2 separate regions of the Homo sapiens genome follow, and region 2 is linked to region 1. Evidence: chromatin contacts called from ENCODE POLR2A ChIA-PET data. All regions are on one chromosome and are shown on one strand. The core of a region is the stretch at or near the end of the contact, and the rest is flanking DNA. Distances in the headings are between cores, read along the strand shown.

What was found. ChIA-PET counts read pairs that join two places held with the same protein, here RNA polymerase II (POLR2A).
Region 2: POLR2A ChIA-PET joins it to region 1 with 13 read pairs in GM10248. The contact joins two enhancer-like sites. POLR2A ChIA-PET finds 5 or more read pairs at or near these places in 2 of 52 experiments (GM10248 and WTC11).

What each region holds. Positions count from the first base shown.
Region 1 is chr5:133,032,564-133,038,788 of GRCh38, reverse strand. No RefSeq gene overlaps it. Among named protein-coding and RNA genes, the nearest start is that of ZCCHC10, 9.1 kb to the right of the region's middle. Within about 2 kb of position 3,493, at least 2 of the 41 ENCODE cell types and tissues checked have a DNase peak (open chromatin) inside an H3K27ac peak, as active enhancers do.
Region 2 is chr5:150,760,324-150,766,548 of GRCh38, reverse strand. No RefSeq gene overlaps it. Among named protein-coding and RNA genes, the nearest start is that of DCTN4, 4.4 kb to the right of the region's middle. Within about 2 kb of position 2,953, at least 19 of the 41 ENCODE cell types and tissues checked have a DNase peak (open chromatin) inside an H3K27ac peak, as active enhancers do.

The DNA.
Region 1 (6,225 bases), core at 2,244-4,743:
CTCACTATATATTTGCATGTTCATAACTTTTTAAAACTTATACTTTTATGATTCAGACATTTCCTTAATAAAATACAAACAAAAAAATAAAAATTATACTTTGTCCTCAAAGAGCCAAGCATAGTATTACCTATGAGCCAGCAGTTCCACTCACAAGTGCCTGTATACCCAAAGGAATTGAAAGCAAAGACTCAAACAGATACTTGCGCACCAATGTTTATAGCAGCATTATTCACAATAGCCAAAAGATGGAAGCAACCCATGTCCCTCAACAGATGAGTAAACAAAATGTGCTATATACATAGACTCTTTTTTTTTTTTTTTTTTTTTTGAGACAGAGTCTCGCTCTTATTGCCCAGGCTGGAGTGCAATGGCACGATCTCTGCTCACTACAACCTCTGCCTCTGCCTCCTGGGTTCAAGCAATTCTCCTACCTCAGCCTCCCAAATAGCTGGAATTACAGGCACCCACCACCACGCCCGGCTAATTTTGTATTTTTAATAGAGACGGGGTTTCACCATGTTGGTTGGCCAGGCTGGTCTCGAACTCCTGACCTCAGGTGATCCACTCACCTCGGCCTCCCAAAGTGCTGAGATTACAGGTGGGAGCCACCATGCCCAGCCATACATGGAACATTATTGAGCTATAAAAAGGAATGAAATCCAGATAAATGCTAGAACATGAATAAACCTTGAAAACATTATTTTGTTTTTTTGTTTGTTTGTTTTTTTGAGATAGGGTCTCACTGTGTCACCCAGGCTGGAGTGCAGTGGCACAATCTCAGCTTGCTGAGACCTCCACCTCCCAGGCTCAAGTGATCCTCCCATCTCAGCCTCCTGAGTAGCTGGGACTACAGGCTTATGCCACCACACTTCGCTAATTTTTATATTTTTTGTAGAGACAGGGTTTTGCCATGTTGCCTAGGCTGGTCTCAAACTCCTGGGCTCAAGCAGTCCACCTGCCTTGGCCTGCCAAAGTGCTGGGATTACGGGTGTGAACCACCACCTGGCTGAACTTTGAAATTATTATGCTAAGTGAAATAAGCCAGACCCAAAAGGACAAATAGGATATGATTACACTTATATAAGGTACCTAGAATAAGCAAACTCACAGAGACAGAATGTAAAATAGAGGTTACCAGGGGCTAAGCAGAATGGATGGGGTTTTTGTTTGTTTTGAGACAGAGTCTTGCTCTGTCACCCAGGCTGGAGTGCAGTGGCACCATCTTGGCTCACTGCAACCTCCGCCTCCCAGGTTCAAGCAATTATCCTGCCTCAGCCTCCTGAGTAGCTGGGATTACAGGCGCCCACTACCATGCCCAGCTAATTTTTGTATTTTAAGTAGAGATGGGGTTTCACTATGTTGGTCAGGCTGGTCTCCAACTCCTGACCTTGTGATCTGCCAGCCTCGGCCTCCCAAAGTGCTAGGATTACAGGCATGAGCCACTGTGCCCAGCCAGATTGGGGAATCATTTTTAAGTGAATACAGAGTTTCTATTTGGGATAATGAAAAAGTTCTGGAAACAGGTAGTAGTGATGGTTGCCGGACACGGTGGCTCACACCTGTAATCCCAGCACTTTGGAAGGTCTGGGTGGGCAGATCACTTGAGCCCCGGAGTTTGAGACCAGCCTGGGCAATATAGTGAGACCCTGTCTCTACAAAAAACATTTATTTTTATTTATTTATTATTATTATTTTTGGAGACAGAGTCTCGCTCTGTCACCCAGGCTGGAGTGCAGTGGTGCCATTTCAGCTCACTGCAATCTCCACCTCCTGGGTTCAAGAGATCCTCCCACCTCAGGCTCCTAAGTAGCTGGGACTACAGGCATGTGCAAACATGCTCGGCTAATTTTTTTTTTTTTTTTTTTTTTTTTTTTGAGGTGGAGTCTCACTCTGTTGCCCAGACTGGAGTGCAGTGGCGCAATCTCAGCTTACTGCAACCTCCGCCTGCTGGGTTCAGGCAATTCTCCTGACTCAGCCTCCCAAGTAGCTGAGACTACAAGCATGTGCCATGATGCCTGGCTAATTTTTTGTATTTTTAGTAGAAACAGGGTTTCACCATGCTGGCCAGGCTGATCTCGAACTTCTGACCTCATGATCTGCCCGCCTTGGCCTCCCGAAGTGCTGGGATTACAGGTATGAGCTACCACGCCTGGCCCTGTATTTTTAATAGAGACAGGGTTTTACCATTTTAACCAGGCTGGTCTTGAACTCCGGACTTCAAGTGATCCACCTGCCTCAGCCTTCTTTCTCTGTAGACCAGATTTCTCTCTCTCCAGACACTGGCTGCCCCTCAGCTCTGAATATACATGCTTCAGGACCAGCCCTACACAGGGATGAAAAGTAAAGACCGTTAGTTCTAACATAAAATTCTCAGGTAAGAGGACTTGATTGACCCAGCTCAGATCAGTCAAACTAGTTCAGTCAAGTGTGGCTAGGGGTACAGGGTCACCAACATCCAGTTTTTAGAGAACTATCATCAGGAACTAGAAAGATACACTAAAATGGCCAGGCGTGGTGGCTCATGCCTGTAATCCCAGCACTTTGGGAGGCTGAGGCGGGTGGATCACTTGAGGTCAGGAGTTCAAGACCAGCCTGGCAACATGGTGAAACCCCATCTCTATTAATAATACAAAAATTAGCCAGGCATGGTGACACGTGCCTGTAATCCTAGCTACTTGGGAGGCTAAGGCAGAAGAATTTCTTGAACCTGGGAGGTGGAGGTTGCGGTGAGAGGAGATCGCACCACTGCACTCCAGCCTGGGCAACAGAGCAAGACTCCATCTAAAAAAAAGAAAATACCCTGGCTGGGTGCCATGGCTCACGCCTGCAATCCCAGCACTTTGGGAGGCCGAGGCAGGCAGGTCACAAGGTCAGGAGATCGAGACCATCCTGGCTAACATGGTAAAACCCCATCTCTACTAAAAATAGAAAAATTAGCCAGGCGTGGTGGTGGTCGCCTGTAGTCCCAGCTACTTGGGAGGCTGAGGCAGGAGAATGGCATGAACCTGGGAGGTGGAGCTTGCAGTGAGCTGAGATCACGCCACTGCATTCCAGCCTGGTCGACAGAGCCAGACTCCATCTCAAAAAAAAAAAAAAAAAAAAAATACCCTAAAAGATATCTCACAGTGTTGATGTAATTAGAGGAAAAGTTGGTACCAGAGTACCAGTGAGCAGAGGAATCCAAATAGGCCTGGGTGGGCTTTGAGTTAAATTATATAGGGGAGGGGACACTTATTTACATAACTTTCCAGGGAGTTTCACAAGGCAATATGTAGGGACTGTGGGATTTTGGAAGGGGTCCTGATCAGAGAGGAAGTGAGGAAAGTCATTGAGAGCCAGAGAGACAGTGGTCACATCATCTGGCATGTGACAACCCTTTACTGCAGCCCACAAGCCTTCAATAAAATCATGAGATGCTTGGTGCAGTGGGATTTCTAGTGAGCACCCACAAATGAGATGCAGCCTCTTATTCAGATGTGACCTGGAGCAGGAACAGAGACAGTGAAGCCTACGTGAAATTAAACCACTAAAAGTATAGAGTCGTCTTTCAACTACCTTAGACCCTAGATGTTGTAGCCAAGATTACCTAGTTCTCCAAGTTCAACAAAGCCCCTAGGTAACACCTGGGTTACAATTTTAAGGGTCAAAAAAAGAAAACCACGTAGATTTCACCAATAGCAGCCTGATTGAATAACCTGTGATTACATTAAGCCCAATTAACTACTGGTTGGAAATCCAATTATTCACAAGAAGAGATTTCTGAGCTCTTTTTCCCTGTTTGCATTTTCGCTGGTTGGAATGGAAAGGTGAGGATTTAAAAACTCTTCTGTGTTTCTTAAGCTCTAAGACTTCCTGTCTATATTTGCTTATTTTGGCCCAAGGAATCCAATTTCCCTGGAGCATTATTGCAATAGGCTGTTTTCCCACCTTACTGATTCAGATATCTTGAGGCTTTAAAGCTCTTAGGTGTTGGGAACAGGGATCTCTGGAACAGGGATTTCTGTGACCTCTAGCTCACATTAAGCCAAATTACACCTTGAGGTAGGATGGGAAATTAGGAAGTACCGCCAAAAGAATTGTCAAAAACAGAGTAACTTGAAATATTACCAACGCTTCTTAACATTTGCCGTCTCATTTTTTTTTTTTTTTTTTGAGACGGAGTTTTGCTGTTGTTACCCAGGCTGGATTGCAATGGCATGATCTCGGCTCACCACAACCTCCGCCTCCCAGGTTCAAGCGATTCTCCTGCCTCAGCCTCCTGGATATCTGGGATTACAGGCATGTGCCACCACCCCCGGCTAATTTTGTATTTTTAGTGGAGACAGGATTTCTCCGTGTTGGTCAGGCTGGTCTCTAACTCCCGACCTCAGGTGATCCGCCCGCCTCCTCAGGTAATCTGCCTGCCTCGGCCTCCCAAAGTGCTGGGATTACAAGCGTGAACCACCACGCCTGGCCTTGCCATCTCAATTTTATAGAATTGAGATTTGAAAGAGGGAGGGGCGATTTGAATGAGGAAGGAAACGTGGGATGTCACGTGAGACTTCTTGGACTGTCTAAAGGTCAAGAAAAAGATTCATGGTAACTTAGGAGCATCATTACAGTGCCACTATCTAATTTTATCTATTTTTGTATCTAATTTTGAACAAAGGTTTGTGTCTTTTTCTGCTATAAGAAAAAGTTTTCGGCCAGGCATGGTGGCTCACACCTGTAATCTCAGAACTTTGGGAGGCCAAGGCAGGCGGATCACCTGAGGTCAGGAGTTCGAGACCAGCCTGACCAACATGGAGAAACCCCGTCTCTACTAAAAATACAAAAAATTAGCCGGGCGTGGTGATGCATGCCTGTAATCCCAGCTACTTGGGAGGCTGAGGCAGGAGAATCACTTGAACCCGGGAGGTGGAGGTTGCGGTGAGCTGAGATCATGCCATTGCACTCCAGCCTGGGCAACAGGAGCAAAACTCTGTCTCAAAAAAAAAAAAAAAAAGAAAGAAAAAGAAAAAGTTTTCAAATTAAGTTCCACTGGAATTAAATTCTGACAGTTTGCCCACTGTGGTGGTGATTTTTCTTGATCTTCCCGGGCCCCCTTCTCTCTACTATGCTAACAATAGGAGTGGGCATAACACAAGCTGAATTATTCACAGCACCTCCTCTCACTGGACCACAATGATTTGAAGGAGAGATAAGCAGATAAACATGTGACCAAGCACATGGCGCTCTCTTCAGAGTGTCTCAGCTGGTGGAATAGTCTTTCTCCTGTTTTCATAACATTGAACTCTGTGTAAGTCCTACACTTCTGGAAAACTGAGATGGTTAAGAACCACCTGCCCCCCCAACCCCCCTCACCCCCACGCTGACACACACACTCTTTGTCCCAGCTTACTACAAAGAATCACTCTTCTGGATAGGACTTAGATAAGACCACTGATGATACCACTGTTTACTTATGGCAAGACCAGACACAGACTCTCCAAATTTGCATTATTTGTCTCATAAGGGGAACTGTTTGTCCCTCTGAGACTAGCTAGCCATAGAGATATTTCCTGTTCAGCTGATTGAGATTCAGCTTGATCACAAAAACAATTCCAACTATAAAACACCCCACCTGTGAATTACCGACTCCTCCCTATAAGTGTCGGACAAACATACCCTGTCAAGAGTCTGACCTTCAGATCTAAGGTGCTTGCCCTATCACAACAGCCTGAATAAAATCAATTTCCTTATTTGCTTGGGTTTTGTCTTTGACAGGCTGTGGAATCATAAGAATGTGTTCCCAAGGTTTCAGTGGCCATACTTTCAGCCAGAGAGGCCTGAAGGAAATAGATCACTACTTGGAGGAAAGCAGAGGCTAGTTTGTCTTGACAAAAGGCATCACATCCTTGGTTCTGGGCTGAGGTGCTTAGTTTCCCTGCTCTGGCGTCTTGCAGTATCTTCCCATCCTTTAAATACACTTTTTTTTCATGGATTTTGGTTCACCTGCAATTTGAGGAGCCCTAACGAATCAGTCTACCACATATAAAATTCATGATGCAGTGCAGTAGGTATGTTCACATAAAAATGCCAGGGATTAAAATATACTTTGAGGGTTTATCAATGATGAAAAGCCCTTTAGCTGGATCTGGTGGTGAGCACCTGTAGTCCTAGCTACTCGGGAGGCTGAGGCAGGACGATCACTTGAGTCCAGGAGTTCAAGACCAGCCTATGTGGTCGTGAACCTGCAAGACC
Region 2 (6,225 bases), core at 1,704-4,203, about 18 Mb before region 1:
TTAAAACTTTTGTATTATGGCTGAAAGCCTTCATTGAATTAATGATAAGGAAGGATGGTGAAATGATGAAACTTCTCGAACATGTGGAATTTGAGATAAAACAAAGTGCTAAGCAGACAGGGAGAAAGAAGAGGAAATGGAAGCGTTCTGTTTTATAGCTTTGAAGTGGAGTGATAGTCATATGGTCTCATTAGTGTGGTTATAATTATTTGAATCAATTCTCATGGCTTAATTCCAAAGTGTTCAATTATTACACAGTCATGTAGCTAGAGATAATAGAGTGTCTATTACCAGAAGATATCTCTGTTCAAATTTTTGAAGTAAACTTTCGTCTCAAATATTTATATGCCTTTGCCTATATTTTTCAAAAAAGAATATTTACTTGAACGAAACACTTATTTAGCATTTATTGTATAGCAAAGATTTTATGTGCATTATATTACTTAGTCCTTAAAACAATTCTAGGGTGAAAATGTTATTAACCCCTATTTTACACATCAGAAAACAGAAGCCCAAAGAGGATATGTTAACTTTTCTAAGATTACCCAACAGGAAGTAAAAGAACTGATGCTAAATGTCTTGCATCTGAATGACTCTTATTGAGTTAGGTCCTCTCTGTGCCTCTTTTTCTGCTCATTGAAATGGAGTAATTACTGACCTAGGTAAGGCACAGTGAGATGCACAGGCACAATCAGAATTGCAATGCACACTGCATAATGCACAAGCAGAATCAGACAATTAGCTACATGGTTACAAGAGAGGGTAGAGTAACTGTGAGAATAAAAGGGAAAAAATACTGTTTTGAAACCTATACAGTGTATTTCTATTTAAGAGAGTATTAATAAGTTTTACTTATTAACTTTAAGCATGCACTTAAGTTTCATTTTTGCTTCCAGATTCACCCTCTGCACAGTTCTCCATCCTGCCTTGTGAATGGGAGGTTCATCTGAATGTATCCCATCAGTGGGCCTGGTAGCAGACACTGCCAATCCCTGCGCAAATCTCTTAGGCCTTCTCCACCTCAATGTTTCACAGACTTCCAATTGCCAGTATCTGTATCTTTGTGTCTGAGGGCTTTTCCCAGAAACACAGAAGGTTGGTCTGTCAGTCCAAAAGTATCCAGGAATTAACCCTTTTCTCCAGGAGCAGCCCTCAACCAAAGACTTTAGGAGTATAAATATCCCAACTCCCTCACCCTTCAGTGAAATAATTCTGAGAGGTGTGTTTACATTGTTTCCAGAGTTTCTCTGTGGGACTAGGCTCCAGTCACCCACTATGATAGCTGGCTTAATAACACAATCATACCAGCTGTCTTCTCTTCTTTATTTCACTTCCTCAGTTCCCTACTGGTATACCCTGAACCTTTGAACCTCTCAAATAAATGACTTGCACTTAAACCCTTATCCCACAATCTGCTTCTGAGGGAAACTAAGATAGATTTCCTTGATGTCTAGTTTTCTGGTGGGCTCATCTAAGCGGGAAGCACCAGCAGGAGCTGAGGTGTTTTGCATTCTACCCCCACCCTCACCCCAGGGGCTGCAAGGCTGGCTCTGTGGCCCAATTCCTGTTAGGGGACCCTCTTCACACAGCTCTGTCTGTCTCCAGAGTACAGTAACTGCTCCCACCCTTGCGTCTTCAGGCCTCAGGCCATAAACAGCACCCACCTTTACTAACCCTGTGAACTGCAGTGTTCCTTCCTTTTCATTGCTCTCCACCCCACCCACAATTCCACAAATAGTTCCTATATTAAACTTTCTTCAAATTATCAATTTTAGCCCGCCATCTGTTTCCTGTTGGTACTGTGACTGATTCAGCTGGTTTGATAACTTCTGGGTTTGACCTCAGAGAAGACAGTTGGTTATGGGGACATGTGGGGAGGGCATGAGGCCATGACTAGGACAGTGGAGGGGGCAGAGATGGAAAGAGAAGTATACAGTGTGGCAGAGGTTAACTGTTATGGTGGTGGTAAGGAAAGAACAAAGTATCCCCAAACTTAGCAGCTTAAAATAAACATTTTTTATCTTACAGTTTCTGAGGGTCAGAGTCCAGGAGTTGCTAACCTGGGTGGTTCTAGCTCAGGGTCTCTCACAAGTTTGCAGTCAGGCTGTCATCTGGGTCTGTAATGATCTCTATACTCAAGTGAAGCTGGAGAATCCACCTCTGAGCTCACTCGCTGGTTGCTGGCAGGCCTTAGTCCTCAACAGCTGTGGGCCAGAGGCTTCAGTTTCCTGCCACACAGGCCTTGCTATGGGGTTGCTCACAAAATGGCAGCCTGCTTCTCCCAAACAAATGATACAAGAGAAAGGGTGTGTGTGTGTGTGTGTGTGTGTGTGTGTGTGTGTTTCAGACAGAGAGAGCTCCAGCAAGAGAGGGCCCAATACAGAAGACACAGTCTTTTATAATCTAGTCTCGGAAGTGTCATCCCATCACTTCTGTCATATGCTGTTGGTCACACAGACCAACCCTGGTACACAAGGGTAGAAACACCAGAAGGCAGTGGCCACTGATGGCCAGCTTGGAGGCTCACTTCCACCAGTGCTCAAGAGTAACAAAATTTCCCATTAAACTTCCCTGTGAGGACAGGAAGGCTCTCAGATGAGACAGCTGAAAGTCTAAAAGAACTTCCCAGGAATAAATTGTAAGAGGGGCAACACTGGAAATCCCAATTGTCCAAAACAATTTTTTTAAGAAGCCAACTTAGTGCTGCTCAGAAGTAAAGCTGGAGAGCCAGTGTAACTTTAGACAAATGAATTCCTCTCTCTGAACCTGTTTTCTCACTTGTTAATGAGGGGATTGGGCCATACTCCGTGGCCTAATAACCAATACTTACATACCACTGATATTACTGACAGCGTGCTGCCCTCTACCCACTTTACTTGTATTAACGCATTTTACCTTCACAGCAAGGGGAGAAGCTACTGTGGAGAGTCCTTGGCCCCATTCCAAACGGGCTGGGCTCTCCCACACCAGCATCACCTCAGCCTGAGCTGGAGCACTGAAGATCTGATTAATGTGTTTAGCAACTGACTGATTGGCTCTTTTTCTGGCCTCTTGTGAAATATGCCTTCCTGTGTTGTCATCACCGTGCTTTGTGAGTTGGAACAAAATAAGAGACTGAACAAGTTAGCTTCATTTCTTTTTCTTAAATATAAAAGTGTCTAGTCCTTTCCTGGATGTTTTTATTTTGACCTCAGGGAGAAGAAATAGTCTTGGTAATTTCTGAGGAAATAAACCCCCAGTGGCTGAATTTGGTCAAACTGAAAAACAAACTGTCCCCTGGCCCAACCAGGGCCTCCCTGTTGCCTAACTTCAAGCCATCCCCTCCCACATGGCAGTCTATGGGCATGAGGAAATCCCATAGGCTCTATCTTCAAAATACAGCCAGAATCCGTGCTCTATGGCACTATCTTCTTTTGCTTGGATCACCATTGGAATTTGCTAACTGAGCCCTGATTCTATCCTTGTCTCTCTACAGTCCATTTCCAAAACGATGTCAGGAATGACCCTTGTAAAATGTGGGTTAGATCACATCACTGCTCTGCTTGAAATCCTGCAATGGTTCCACATTCCCTTCAGAGAAAAATTCAACATCCTTTAAATGCCCTTTGAGATCCTACATGAGTGCACCCCCAGCCCCCATTAACTCTGGGACATCATCCCCCAAACCCCTCCCCCGTGCTCACTCCCTAACAATGACACAGGTCTTGCTGCTCCTCACATACGCCTTAGAGACCTTGTTTAGCTCCTTCTGGAAGGCTCTTTCCCCAGATATCCACTGGGCTCTCGCTCTACCTCCTTCAAATCTTTGCTCAAACCTTACCTTTTCAGGAGGGTTACCCTGACCACACAATCCAGAATTGCAATCCTCCCCTCTCCCCCTATTTCTTGTTCTGCCTTCTAAAAGAAGCAACTGCTTAAAGGTGAAAAAGAAAAAAAAAATTTTTTTAGTTGCCAGCTTCCATATGGCAGCAAGTTCCAGATGGTTTAAAATAGTGTTCATCCACTCGACAAATACTAACCGAGGGCTTGCTCTGTGCCAGGCACTGAGTTAGGCAGGAATTCAGTCTTTAATTCCACTTTGCTCAATTCAGTGAGCAATACACTGGTGCTCTCCTAGAAGCAAGCCTCGGGGTTGGGTGGTGAATTGTGCAAGAGGGAGGGTGAGAAACAGTCTCTGTTTGGCCAAATTTTAGTCAGGCTTCTGAATCTTCTGTAGGCCCATCTGTGCACTTCTCATAAAAAGTGGTTTTAGTGGGCCAGGCGTGGTGGCTCATGCCTATAATCCCAGCACTTTGCGGGGCTGAGGAGGGCAGATCATGAGGTCAGGAGATCCAGACCATCTTGGCTAACACGGTGAAAACCCATCTCTACTAAAAATACAAAAAAATTAGCCGGCCGTGGTGGCGGGCACCTGTAGTCCCAGCTACTTGGGAGGCTGAGGCAGGAGAATGGCATGAACCCAGGAGGCGGAGCTTGCAGTGAGCTGAGATTGTGCCACTGCACTCCAGCCTGGGCGATAGAGTGAGACTCCGTCTCAAAAAAAAAAAAAAAAAGGAAAGAAAAATTCAAAGTTCAGTTCAATTCAAAAGCAAAAACAATTCAAAAGATTTCCCAGAATAAAGGCAGGCCAGCAGTCTTTTGCCATGTTTACACTTGGGAAATTAGCTTTAGCCCTGCCACCACCACATTTCCTGGGCAGTAAGGGCCCCCACAGGGGCTAGCATGGATATTGATGAAACAGGGACTTCTTTTTTCTTCCTCCTCTATTCACTTACTATGACTTTTAGATTAGCCTGTAAATAGATTCAACACAGGAAACCCTATAATTAATATAGTTTTCAAGTAGGAAAGCAAAAGTGGGGAAGGCAGCCAGGGCAGGTGGCCAGCATTGGTGAGAGCAGTTCCCCAGATTCCTAAGCTGTAGAAAACCCTAAGTCTTTGAGGTCAGAGCCCAGATTCGGTCCCCTTCACAAGACCTCATTTGACCAAAGTCTGACTAACTTCCAGTTTTTTCCATTATTATTGTGGATTTACTCTGAAGGACTCTTTATAAAAATGAAAACCACTTTGGGTTTTTCATACTTGGGATATTTAGGGAGCATTTCTTCCATGTGCTTAGTACTTCATACCTTACAAAATGCTTTCACAGCCTGGATGATTTTTTATTTTCACCAAGGCAGGGATTATTCTTCTCATTCTATGTGTCTTGAAACAAGACTCTGAGGTGTAAATGTCTTTTTCAAGATCACATAGCTAGAAAGTGCCAAAAGTATCCACTCAAATTTGATAATATGCCAGGTGGGCAAAACAGTGGGAAATGGATAGCTCATACACTTATAGTGAGAGTGTAAATTGGCCTAGAATTTCACAAGGGCTTATTGCCAGTATTTATTAAATGTGGATATCCTTTGATCTGCCAGTTCAACTTTAGGGTCTCTGTATTAGCCTGAGTTCCCCCTAGAAAGCAGAGCTCAAAATGAGATTCTGCAGGCAGGAAGCCAGGATTGAGAAGTGAATGAGGGTGAGTCCAGGGCTGGGTAGAGTGAAAAAGCAACACAAGGCTACATTATCAAGCTGGTCACCATTGTGCATAACTAGGACTCGATCCTGCTAGAACCCTGAGCCTTTGAGGATGGAAAGTATCTCATTTATCGCTAGTTCCCTCCCCAGTACCTGGCATGTAGCAGGGACAAGATAATTGGCCACTTAATTATTTAAAATCAGTGCTCTAAAAAGTGTCTGTTTTATGTGGATTCAGCTCAAGTCTCCAGCCTTTCTGTACCTGCAGGCTCTGGGACTTCATTTTAACAGCATAGTCCAGAAAAGGGAATTTAAACTCAGTAGAGACTAGTTTATAAACCAGAAAACCAACGAATTCATTAACCTAAAGAAATAATTGCAAATGAGTTGGCTAGTAATATATTCTCTCCTAGGAGCAGATGTCACCTATGAAACTAAATTAGTGCCAGGCTATTGCTTGGTGAACAAGTAATGACTTTTAGGCTCAATTGGTAAAGCGTGACATAAATTGTGAGATTAGCACTGTATAAGCTGAAAAGGTCTATATAAATGTAAGGTATTATTAACATCACCATATTAGAAAATATGCTGGAGGGAGTATACATAGGGGTTATACCTGCAAGCACTAGAGTCAGAGAGAAAAGGGTTCTACCTCCATCTATGAAACCTTATAGAGGAGTCACTGCACTTCCCTGTGCCTCAGTT